Linked DNA regions of Homo sapiens: region 1 is linked to region 2. A link is a contact called in ENCODE Hi-C or POLR2A ChIA-PET data. All regions are on one chromosome and are shown on one strand. The core of a region is the stretch at or near the end of the contact, and the rest is flanking DNA. Distances in the headings are between cores, read along the strand shown. Region 1 holds the start of UQCRFS1 (ubiquinol-cytochrome c reductase, Rieske iron-sulfur polypeptide 1). Region 2 holds the start of ZNF430 (zinc finger protein 430).

The links. A loop is a pair of places that touch in the nucleus more often than their neighbours do. ChIA-PET counts read pairs that join two places held with the same protein, here RNA polymerase II (POLR2A). Pooled maps may share reads with other maps.
Region 1: a loop to region 2 is called in a pooled map, with 10 times the contacts of the local background. The contact joins the promoter of UQCRFS1 here to the promoter of ZNF430 in region 2. A Hi-C loop is called at or near these places in 3 of 50 pooled maps. POLR2A ChIA-PET finds 5 or more read pairs at or near these places in 2 of 52 experiments (activated CD4-positive, alpha-beta T cell and activated CD4-positive, alpha-beta memory T cell).

The regions. Positions count from the first base shown.
Region 1 is chr19:29,211,020-29,216,835 of GRCh38, reverse strand. UQCRFS1 (ubiquinol-cytochrome c reductase, Rieske iron-sulfur polypeptide 1) reads left to right here and starts at 3,685. Exons shown (of 2, transcript NM_006003.3): 1 at 3,685-3,931. The coding sequence starts at 3,718. UQCRFS1-DT (UQCRFS1 divergent transcript) reads right to left here and starts at 3,583. Exons shown (of 2, transcript NR_184022.1): 1 at 3,428-3,583; 2 at 1,021-1,555. RefSeq lists an enhancer at 3,502-3,741 and a silencer at 3,782-4,091.
Region 2 is chr19:21,015,995-21,022,214 of GRCh38, reverse strand. It overlaps ZNF430 (zinc finger protein 430), which reads right to left and starts at 1,558. Exons shown (of 5, transcript NM_025189.4): 1 at 1,412-1,558. The coding sequence starts at 1,414. RefSeq lists enhancers at 683-1,274, 1,275-1,868.

The sequences.
Region 1 (5,816 bases), core at 2,436-4,935, 8.2 Mb before region 2:
GGAGACTCTAAGGGAGAAGGTTTCCTTTCCATTTCCAGCTCTATCTCTGCCTGCAGGTCCCTCCTCTGGCCCCACCCTCAAAGCCAGCAATGTGGCATTTCTGTCCTCTCACCTCTTGCTTCCCTCTTCTAAGACCCTATGAACATGCCGCACCCACCCGGACACTGCAGGAAGACTCTCTGATATGGTTTGGCTCTGTGTCCCCACCCAGATCTCACCTTGAATTGTTACAATCCCCTTGAATTGTAACAAGGGGGGGACCAGGTGGAGGTGATGGATCATGGGGGCGGTTTCCCCCATGCTGTTCTCATGACAGTGAGTTCTCATGAGATCTGACAGTTTTATAAGGGGTTCCCCCTTCGCTCTGCTCTTATTTTCTCTCCTGCCACCCTGTGAAGAGGTGCCTCCTACCATGATTGTAAATTTCCTGAGGGCGCCCCCCCAACCAGCCGTGCTGAGCTGTAAGTGAATTAAACCTCTTTTCTTTGTAAATTACCCAGTCTCAGGTATTTCTTCATAGCCGCATGACAACAGACTAATACACTCTCCCTATCTCAATCTCCAATCACAGCTGCAACATTCCTTTGCTGTGTAAAGTAACATATTCCCAGGTTCCAGGGATTAGGCTGTGGACATTTTTGTGGGGAGGCATTATTCCATCTACCACAGTTTGTATGTGGGAGTACTCACAATTTGTAAATGCTAGCAAATAATTCTGAGGTTCATAGCACTGTGTATGCCAGATCACCAGGTGTCTCTGGGCAGAAATGAGTGGGGAGAGAATGAATCTCCAGTCCATGACTTCCGACCTCTGATTTAAACAGTGTTTGTTAAAAGGAAGGCTTGGTGTCATGCTTCCTCCTGCCTTGTTCATACATACACATTGCGTGTCAGACTTCCAGGGAACTGAGAAGCTTACCAAGCATTTATGTTCCCAGGCCTGTGGCTATTTTTTTCCCTCAGTTTACAAAACTAACAATGTTTATTAAGCTCTCATTGTATGCCAGTGTGCTAAATATCTCACATGGATTCTTTCTTTTAATTTGCACAGCAATGTCATTTTTATCCCTGTTTTACAAATAAGAAATCTGACACTCAGTAACGTTGCCCGATGTCACACAGGTAGTAAGGGGCAGAGCTGCCATGAAGGCCAGGCTGTCTGGCTCCAGAGTGAGCTGATACATGAAAGCTAAAACCCCCTTCAGTTAAATAACAACCACTGAGGGGTTGCAGTGGTGTGTACCTGTAGTCCCAGCTACTCTGGAGGCTAAGGGAGGAGGACTGCTTCAGGCCAGGAGTTTGAGACCAGCCTGGGCAACACAGCAAGACCCCCATCTACCAAGTGGAACCCAGGTTGGCCTACAGAAGTCCAAGTTCCAGTATGCCTGCCACTCCTGGACATTGGCCTCCTTCTTCCACGAGAAGACAGCTGTTCGGCCATACAGTTACCCATCTCTCTGCTGCAACGCTGGACTCGAACACCACTACCAGATGCGTTCTTATCAATGTGTCTTTGGGCATGTCATTTGTCTTCTCTGAGTCTTAGTTTCTTCATCTAGAAAATAGAAAGTTATTATTATTGCAGATATTTACATACTGTGTGCCAGGCACAGTTCTAGGCATTTTACATGTATTAATCCATCTCATCCTTAAAATAACTCTCTAGGGTAGATCCTGTTATTATCTCTGTTTTACAAGAGAAAGACGGAGGCACACACAGAGATTAAATAACTTGCCCTAGGGCACAGCTAGTGAGTGGTGAAACTAAAATTGAACCCAGGAGGTCTGGAGATAATTCCTATTCTGTTCACCCAACTGGGACATTGTGAAGGTTTTGTGAAGGATCATTCATTCATTCATTCATTTTTCATTTCCTTACCAACTCAGAGGGAATTGTGATATTATTTCTTGTGAAGCACTCAAACCATGCATGCTGTGTGACAACTTCTCTGGAAATGTCTTTTATCCTAAGGTTGTTGCCAAGGGAGAGCACTGAGCCAGCTGTGTGATGAGCCTGGCTAGGGTGGCCCCTGAGGAGGCAGCCTCCAATCTTGAGAGTACAATATAGTCCCTTGGGCTATAAGGCTGGTCAAAGCCTAGGCCCTAAGGGGAGTCATAGGAAGGTCAAAGGGGAAACCTGTCAGTACACTTTGGACCTGGCATGAGGAATAACAACGAGTCAGCAAGGATCAAGGGAAGGCTTCTTAGAGGAGGTGGCATCTCAGATAAAAACACCACTAGCAAATCCTCACTTGGTGCTGCCTGTGTGCTGGGCCTGCTTGTAGATGCTTTACACGTTTTAGTTCATTTACTCCTCCCAGTAACTTTACAACACACATGGCATCATTACTGCCCCCATTTGGCAGGTGAGGAAACTGAGGCACAGAGAGGTGAGGGAACTTGCCCAGATCACAGAGCCCATGCACAGCACAGAGCCAATTCTGTGCACTGCTTATATTAACATTTACTTAATATTTAAATTATTTTTGACCTAAATGAAAAACTTTATCTCAGTATAGTACAGAATAGAAAACCAGTATGGATAGAAAATCAATACTATGAACCATATAATGAAATCACTCTAGACTCAGTTCTCTGCTAAGAGCTTCTAACTCAAGATCTTTTCTGTTAAAAGTGGGAGATAAGTGTAGAGAGGAATTAAAGATATATTAGGATCAAACTGAGGCCAAGTGAATTTGCTCATGCCTATAATCCCAGTACTTTGGGAGGGGGAGACAGGACTCCTTGAGGCCAGAAGTTCGAGACTGGAGTGGGCAATATAGTGAGACCTCATCTCTACTTTTTTTTTTTTTTAATTAAAGATGTATTAGCACCAAACTGAGACTTTCTCATTGGTGCAATCAGGATTGAAAAACAAAACAAAAGAAAACAAAACTTTCTCACTATGTGATGGAACATGAATGAGCGAGCTCTGTGCATCCTCTAAAATTCTAAAATCCTACTTTGGGAAACAGTGGTGGCACTGAAGAGCATAGACTCAGGAGACAGATTACCCTGCTTCACATCTTGCTGGCTATCCAGTTCCTGGAAAAGAATCTCTCTAAACCTCGGTTTCTTCATGGGTAAAATGCTGATAGTAATAGCTCTGACTTCATAGAGACCTTGATAACAAATGAAAGAACGTAGGTATAATAAAACGCAAAACCAAATACACAGTGAATACTTAATAAACATAATCCATTAGCATTATCGAGCTTTGCACAGATGCCTCTGGCCTTTTTGTTGTTGTTGTTGTTAGATGAAGATAATAAAAATCATCATAGTAAACACATAGCGATTACTATGTGCTGGACTTCGTCGTAGTTGAGATATATTACCATCCTAAGTTAAACTATAATCGTTTATTGTTATCTCTAGGTCTTCCTAGATGAAATTTTTACCCTAAAGGATCGTAAAGTCGGCCCACCGGACGTCAGTGGGGTCCCCTGTTCAGCCCTCTCGTTCTTCTGGGGATCTCTCGGGACACTGACGAGGTGGCACCGGGACCTACAGGTGGGCCGCAAGCCCCGCCCCCAGCGACGGCTTGTAGCCCCGTCCCCCGACGCAGCGCCTCTCCAAGTTTGCCCCGCCCTGCAGGACTGCAGAATTTCCTTTCCGGCGGCGCGCTGTCGTCACGCGTCCCGCGCCTCCTCGCGCCTGCGCCGTGGTTGGAAGGTCGTCCCTGTGACCGGCTTGGCGGTTGGAGCGGCTGTCGCCATGTTGTCGGTAGCATCCCGCTCAGGCCCGTTCGCGCCCGTCCTGTCGGCCACGTCCCGCGGGGTGGCGGGCGCGCTGCGGCCCTTGGTGCAGGCCACGGTGCCCGCCACCCCGGAGCAGCCTGTGTTGGACCTGAAGCGGCCCTTCCTCAGCCGGGAGTCGCTGAGCGGCCAGGCCGTGCGCCGGCCTTTGGTCGCCTCCGTGGGCCTCAATGGTGAGCCGGGGCGAGGGCCGCGAGCAGGGCTGGGGGTCTCTCGGTGCCCGCTCCTCCGGCCCCCAGCAGGGAGCGGCCGCGGGCGCGCGAGCGGAGCCTGAATCAGGTCGGGCTGGGCGGCCTCCGCAACTCTGGGCCTGGCCCCCGGGCTCGGGGCGTCTTTCTGGTGGCCGGCCTGGACTCGCGTCCGCCGGCTTCGCCTGGTTCCTCCTCGGCCGAGTTCACGAGCTCTGTAGTCCCGCTGTTCCAGCCACCTCTGAGGGGTTTTGTTGCTTGCAGGTCGTTTGACCTTGGGCGAGTTTCTAAACGTACTTCCTGTGAAATGGATTCATATCTTTATCAATTTTGTAGGGGTGTCGTGAGGCTTAGGTGGAGGAATTCTACGTAAAGCCGTTAGCACAGTTTGGGCACTTACATGCTTAAGAAATGGAAACTTACTAATATTTGGGAAGTTGGTCTTCTCACCACTACCGATCCCTTCATGTCCTTCCCCTTCATCACCCCCCCACCAAAAAAAAAACAAAAAAAACATACACAAGGTCAGTTACAGTGTAGTGTCACAACATAATCAGTCGTCAAGGACGGGCAGAGATTGACGACATTTACATTTTACAGATGAGAAAACAGACGAGGTAGAATGACTCGCACCAGGATCCGTGGTGTGGACATGTGGTAGCAGGGATTTGACAAGACGAATTGTCGTAGCCACTGAGCTCTTCGCAGGGGCTATTCCACACCCTCTGTCCTTAGATCCCCGTTTATCTTCTTTGCCTCGCCTTCCATCTTTACTTGGCCCTGTATCGGAGATAGAGAAATGGCAGCCTGTGGGCAGTGTGTCTGCAGGCTGTGTAGTTTTCAAAAAAACTGGGAAGACTAATGGCATCTCTTAAAATGCTGGAAGCCGGTAATACTGGGATCTAGTTTCTACTTGGGAAAATTCCATAGTGTGCTGTGTAGTGGCCGCCCCCGCAGTTGGAGCAAGTGGTCTTCTCCAGTTTGTCACAGTCTTTACCAGGTCTGCGTGTTTCATTCTGTTACCAGCCTGGCTCCACTGATAGCTGTTTGTGACTCTTCCCCTACACGCTAACCAAATTGCCCGCCACTTTTCTTTTTACTCTGTCTTCATTCACCCTGGGCTCTGCACTTTCTTCATGGTCCTTCCACTAAGTTGCTACATGTCCATATGTTTTCCTTACCCATCTTTTCAATCTCAGTTAAGGATCAGGTGAATAAAGTTTTTATTTGCTGATTTGTCTGTCTCTGTAGCACATACACTTTACACTCTGTATTGTGTTTATTGGTAACTCCTCCACCCTTGGGCTTAAGGGCATAGAGAAGGTAATATCTTCTTTATTTTTCTATCTTTCACAACGTCGGATTTTGTATACAGTTAGTGCAAAGTATTTGTGAATGAATATTTGTTAAGGAGCATCAGTGGGTTTTGAAGAAACTGTCCATGGCAGGTGTAGAGTACCCTAGCCCATCCTTGGGACCTGGAGGTGAGAAGGAAGGAAGGAGAACATTTCAATAGCAAAAGAAAAGCATCTTTGGAATTCGTCGTGTTGCTAAAGTTTCTTCAAAAAATTGGAGGCTTACATTTCTCTGATGGCCAGTGATGCTGAGCATTTTTTCATGTGTTTTTTGGCTGCATAAATGTCTTCTTTTGAGAAGTGTCTGTTCATGTCCTTCGCCCACTTTTTGATGGGGTTGTTTGTTTTTTTCTTGTAAATTTGTTTGAGTTCATTGTAGATTCTGGATATTAGCCCTTTGTCAGATGAGTAGGTTGCAAAAATTTTCTCCCAATTTTTAGGTTGCCTGTAAACCACAATGAGATACCATCTCACACCAGTTAGAATGGCAGTCATTAAAAAGTCAGGAAACAACA
Region 2 (6,220 bases), core at 309-2,808:
GAAAATAATTGAGTGGCAGGCAATTAGACTGAGGTGTCTCTAGACCCTGGGTTCCTACTTTTAAAAAGATCTAACGTGGCTGGGCGTGATAGCTCACGCCTGTAATCCCAGCATTTTGGGAGGCCAAGGCAGGCGGATCACCTGAGGTCAAGAGTTCGAGGCCAGCCAGGCCAACATGGTGAAACCCCGTCTCTACTAAAAGTACAAAAATTAGCTGGGCAGGGTGGCAGGCGCTTGTAATTCCAGCTACTCAAAAGGCTGAGGCAGGAGAAGCTTGAACACAGGCAGCGGCAGAAGTTGTAGTGAGCCGAGATTGTGCCACTGCACTCCAGCCTGGGCGACAAGAGCGAGACTCCATCTCAAAAAAAAAAAAAAAAAAAAAAAAAAAAAATCTAACTCAGGCGCATCGTTTTGAAAATTACTACATTGAAAGACACAAAATTCAGGCTTAATCAACTGTATACTGCCAATTAAGGTCTGATTACACAACCAGAAAATTTTCACCTTTATTGTACAAACTAAGAAACTACATAACGGTACCTAACCAATTACTGAATTTGGCTTTCTTCATCATGCACCTTATAAAAGTCTTTCCTTCAAGCCCCGCCATGAACAACAAATTACAAACCACAGCTGGGTGCTCAACAGTTTTTTAATCACTCTTTGATTAATTTCTTTAATATTTTTGTGGTGACTTCTGTACATTTTTTTTTTCCGAGACGGAGTCTTGCTCTGTTACACAGGCTGTAGTGCAGTGGCGCTATCTCGGCTCACTGCAATCTCCACCTCCCAGGTTCAAGTGATTCTCCTGCCTCAGTCTCCCAAGTAGCTGGGACTACAGGCGTGTACCACCATGCCCGGCAAATTTTTGTATTTTTAGTAAAGACGGGGTTTCACTATGCTGGCCAGGCTGGTCTTGAACTCTCCTGACTTAGTGATGCGCCCGCCTCGGCCTCCCAAAGTACTGGGATTACAGACGTGAGCCACCCCTCCCGGTCTGTACATTTTTAATAGGAGAAAAGAGGAACTAGGAACCCAGGACCAAAGTTCTTCCCATTCATGAACTCGCACCCCAAGTCAGGATTCTCCCGTGACGATTCTCCCGTGACGATCCTCCCGTGGTCCCTGCACAGTCTGGGAGAGACGCGGCGCTGCGGATGCAGAGCTGCCCAGAGAGGGCTCCAGGCCAGGGCACAGTCACTGCGCAAGGAAGAGACGGGACGTGCTGGGGCCCGCCTGTCAGCGCAGCCGCCATCTTAAGGCTGATGGGGACTGAGGCCCAGCTGGGCAAGAACTCGGGGCGCAGATTGTGCAGCTGACTGCCGGGAGGCCTGAGTCCCGCCACAGCCACTTCCCACCCATTACAACCAGCCCCTCCCCTCTCTGGGGATGTCGGACCCGGCACTCTCACCATTTCTAGGCTTCCAGGGGTTCCTGGCGTCTTAGCTGTAGATCTCCCAATACCTGCGGGTCACAGGGCCACAGAGCCTGGACCTCTAGGAGCAGAGGACACAGAGCGCTGAAGACGAGACCTGGAGCTCAGGCCACAGCGAGGGACAAAGGCCCCGCCAAACCCGGAAGCCGCCCTGTCCGCTTCACCTGCGTGCCTGATTGGACGGTTCCCTGCCTAGCGTCTCTGATTGGATAACATTTAAATCCCCGCCCCCTCAGGCCATGATTGACGGAAGATGTGATGAGATGCGGGGCTGAAAGAAGAGTGACAGCTTGGGCTGCATCCTTCTCTGACAGGGCTTCCTCCCTGAGCTGAGCCAGGCCCACCCCAGAGGTTATTTGCATTTAACCTTGTGTGTAAGGTCATATGCATTTATAAATAATATATGGGGCCGGTCACGGTGGCTCACGCCCGTAATCCCAACATTTTGGAAGGCTGAAGCGGGCAGATGACCTGAGGTCGGGAGTTAGAGACCAGCCTGACCAACATGGAGAAACCCAGTCTTTATAAAAAATATAAAATTAGCGGGTTGTGGTGGCCCATGTGTGTTATCCCAGGTACTCGGGAGGCTGAGGCAGGAGAACCGCTTGAACCTGGGAGGCGGAGGTTGCGGTGAGCCGAGATTGTGCCATTGCACTCCAGCCTGGGCAACAAGAGCACAACTCTGTCTAAAATATATATATATATATATATATATATATTTATTTATATATATTTATTTATATATATTTTTATATATTTATTTATATATATTTTATATATTTATATATGTATTTATTTATATATTTATATATTTATATATTTATTTATATATATTTATATATATTTATTTATATATATTTATATATATTTATTTATATATATTTGTATATATTTATTTATATATATATTTATATATATTTATATATTTATTTATGTATTTATATACATTTATATATATTTATATATATTTATATTTATATAATTATATATATTTATATATTTATATATATTTATATATATATTTATATATTTATATATATTTATATTTATATACTTATATATATTTATATATTTATATATATTTATATATATTTATATATTTATATATATTTATATATTTATATATATTTATATATAAATATTTATATATTTATATATATATATTTATATATTTATATATTTATATATATATATTTATATATTTATATATATTTATATTTATATATTTATATATTTATATTTATATATTTATATGTATATATTTATATATATTTATATTTATATTTATATATTTATATTTATATATATTTTTTATATTTATATTTTTATATATTTTTATATATTTATATATTATACATATTTATATTTATATATATTTATGTTTTTATATATATTTATATTTTTATTTTTATATATTTTTATATATATTTATATTTATATATATATAGTGGCTATTCAAAAATGAAAAGAATGTAACAATAATTATTTTAAAATTTCAGATTTTATGACCTTCCCGGCTAAAGGAGGCAGCCTCAGATTTTAAAAAGATGGTAATCTTCTGAAATAAAATGTGAGCCACATGTGAATCTTAAATTTTCTAGTAGACAAACTTGAAAAAGAAACAAGGAACAGGTTGAATTGATTGTAACAATTTAACCCAATATGTCCATAATATTATCATTTTAATGTGTGAGGAATGTGTAATTATTAATAATGTATATAAACATTTGAAACTAAATCTTTGAAACTAACTCTGTATTTTACCTTTCTAGCACATCGCAGTTCAGACCAGCCACATTCCAGTCACTCAGGAGGCACACGTGGCCAATAGCTGCCACATTGAAGTTCAGCTCTGATGTCAGGGGGGTGAATGAACTGAACATCCCTTTTCTGCCAGAAGTGAAGGCAGAGTCTCTCCCTACCAATATCTTTCTTCAGTTCTAAGGGTGGAACAGATAGTGGCCATAAAAAGAGCAGATGGCAGCAGGAGTAAAATAACCACAGGTAGACCACTGCTGGCCACCTGTTGCCCACTTTTCTTCCAGAGATCAGACAGTGAAGAAAGAATGTTGGGGCCACAGGATAATAAAACTCTGTGTCTTCAGATCTGTCCACACTCTTGACCTCAAATGTTTAGATATGGAGAAAACAGATTAAAGGCAAAACTTATTTTGCTATTGGCCTTGGCCCTACTAGTCAGGCTGTAGTTACCTGTTTTCTCCTGTGGTGTGTGGGACTGTGTGGGTATAAGCACCAATCACATGCATACATGTCTACCTGTATTTCTGCATTACTCAACATTCTCTTACAAGTCACCCAACTTTAAATCAGGGGAAAAAATCAGTACCTATAGGGTGCCCACTGTTAGAACATAACTAGTAATCAACCTGTCATTGAATCCTGGCATCCTATCTGCACTGGGTGCATGTATTAGTTAGCTATTGCAGCATAACAAATCATCCAAAACTTATTAGTTCATAATCGAGATGGTCAGCCATTTAGGTTGGGCTCAGTGGGGCCATTCTTCTGGTTTCAGCTGAGCTCCTTCAGTCATATGTCGTCAGCTGCTTGTTGACTAGGCAGCTGTGCTTCTGGGGGTGATGTTCTGCTTCTGGGGTTGTCAATAGGGACACCTTGCTTCTCCTCCCCATGATACCTTATTTTCCAGCTGGCTAACATGGGCTTTTTTCCAAGGTGATGTCAACATTCTAAAAGAAAAACAGAAGCACTCAAGACCATTTGAGCCTAGGTCCCAAACTAGCTCATTGCCATGTTCACAGGTTTCTACTGCCCTGAGCAAATAAGGCCAGCCTGATCTAGGGTTTGGAAAACAGATTCTGAATCTTGATGGAAACAACTGTAAAAGCATCTGGCATTGGGCATGGATACAAGGGGGATGAAAAATTGCTACCATTTTGCAAACACGGTGGCTCAGACCTGTAATCCTAGCACTTTGGGAGGCTAAGATGGGAGAATTATGTGAGCTCAGGCGTTCCAGTGCAGCCTGAGCAACATAATAAGATTTTGTTTCCATTAAAAAAATGAAAAAATTAGCCAACCATGGTGGTACATGCCTATAGTCCCAATACTTAGGTGGCAGAGGCAGGAGGATTGCTTGAGTCTGGAAGGTCAAGGCTGCAGTAAGCCATGATTGGCTGCACCACTGCCATCCACACTGGGTGGTAAAATGAGACTCTGTCTCAAAAAAAAAAAAATATTGGAGAAGCATTTCGAAGACAGAATAATTTGAGGAAATAGCTGAGGGATGAGTTTAGAAAATCAAAGCCCAACAGCACATTATTTATTTTTATCATTGAAAATATTTGAGCTGGCACTGTGGCTCACGCCTGTAATCCCAACACTGGGAGGCTGAGGCAGGCGGATCACGAGGTCAGGAGATCGAGACCATCTGGCTAACACGGTGAAACCCCGTCTCTACTAAAAATACAAAAAATTAGCTGGGCATGGTGGCGGGCGCCTGTAGTCCCAGCTACTCGGGAGGCTGAGGCAGGAGAATGGCGTGAACCTGGAAGGCAGAGCTTGCAGTGAGCTGAGATCATGCCACTGCACTCCAGCCTGGGTGACAGCGCGAAACTCTGTCTCAAAAAAAAATTTTTTTTGAAAACTAGGCTGTGTGCGGTGGCTCATGCCTAATCCCAGCACTTTGGGAGGCTGAGGTGGGTGGATCACCTGAGGTCAGGAGTTCGAGATCAGCCTGACCACCATGAGGAAACCCTGTCTCCACTAAAAATACAAAATTAGCCGGGCGTGATGGCACATGTCTGTAATCCCAGCTACGTGGGAGGCTGAAGCAGGAGAATCGCTTGAACCTGGGAGGCTGAGGTTTCAGTGAGCCAAGATCGCACCACTGCACTCCAGCCTGGCCAACAAGAGTGAAACTCCATCTCAAGAAAAAAAAAAGAGAGAGAGAGAGAAGAAAATATTTGAAAACTTTTAAAAGAGAAAAACTTTAAAATTTTAGAGAAATTAAATTCAACAGAGTTTAATAGAGCATAGAATGATTTGCAAATTGGGCAGCCTGTGGATCCAGAGTAGGCTCAGAGAGACTCTGGCAAAGCCACATTATGAAAACAGGTTTGTGGATGGAAAAAGCAAAGTGACATACAGAAAATAGAAGTGAGGTACAGAAACAGCCAGATTGATTACAGGTTGGGATTTGCCTTATTGAAACATAATTTGAACACTTGATGTCCTTTTATTGGCAAAAACACAGTGGTTGGTACAATAATGGATTACAGTCTATTTATATATCCAGTTAGGTTTCAGTTTACAATGTTTAAAAAAAAACCTAGTGACCAAAGTTAAACAGAAAAGGGAGCAGCTTTAGGCATAATTAATTTAACAATTTCTCCCTTTTGATCATCTTCTCAATTTTGAGAGCTAGAACAAAGCTTTAGACATTGATATTATTCTGTCACCATCAAAAATCTACTTATTTATTCTCAAATCCCATTGTGAAATAGCAGAACTGTAGCTTTTGTAAAGTGGAAACAAGGACTTCAGGTTATTATTTTTTTTTAAGGGTTACAGTACAGGTGACCTCCTTGTGTTGAAATCTGCTGTTTTCAAAAGAATAACCAAACCTGGCCTGTTTTAGGATCTACCTATTTCCTTACATTTTCAGTTTGATTATGTCACATTTAGCATGAGTGACTCCATTTGATTTGGTTTGGTCTCTTTGGGCGTAATGCACAAGCTCAATCCAGAATGATGGCCTTCAATAATGTTGTTTATAAAATTCCCCCCTTTTGGTTAAGTTCTCAC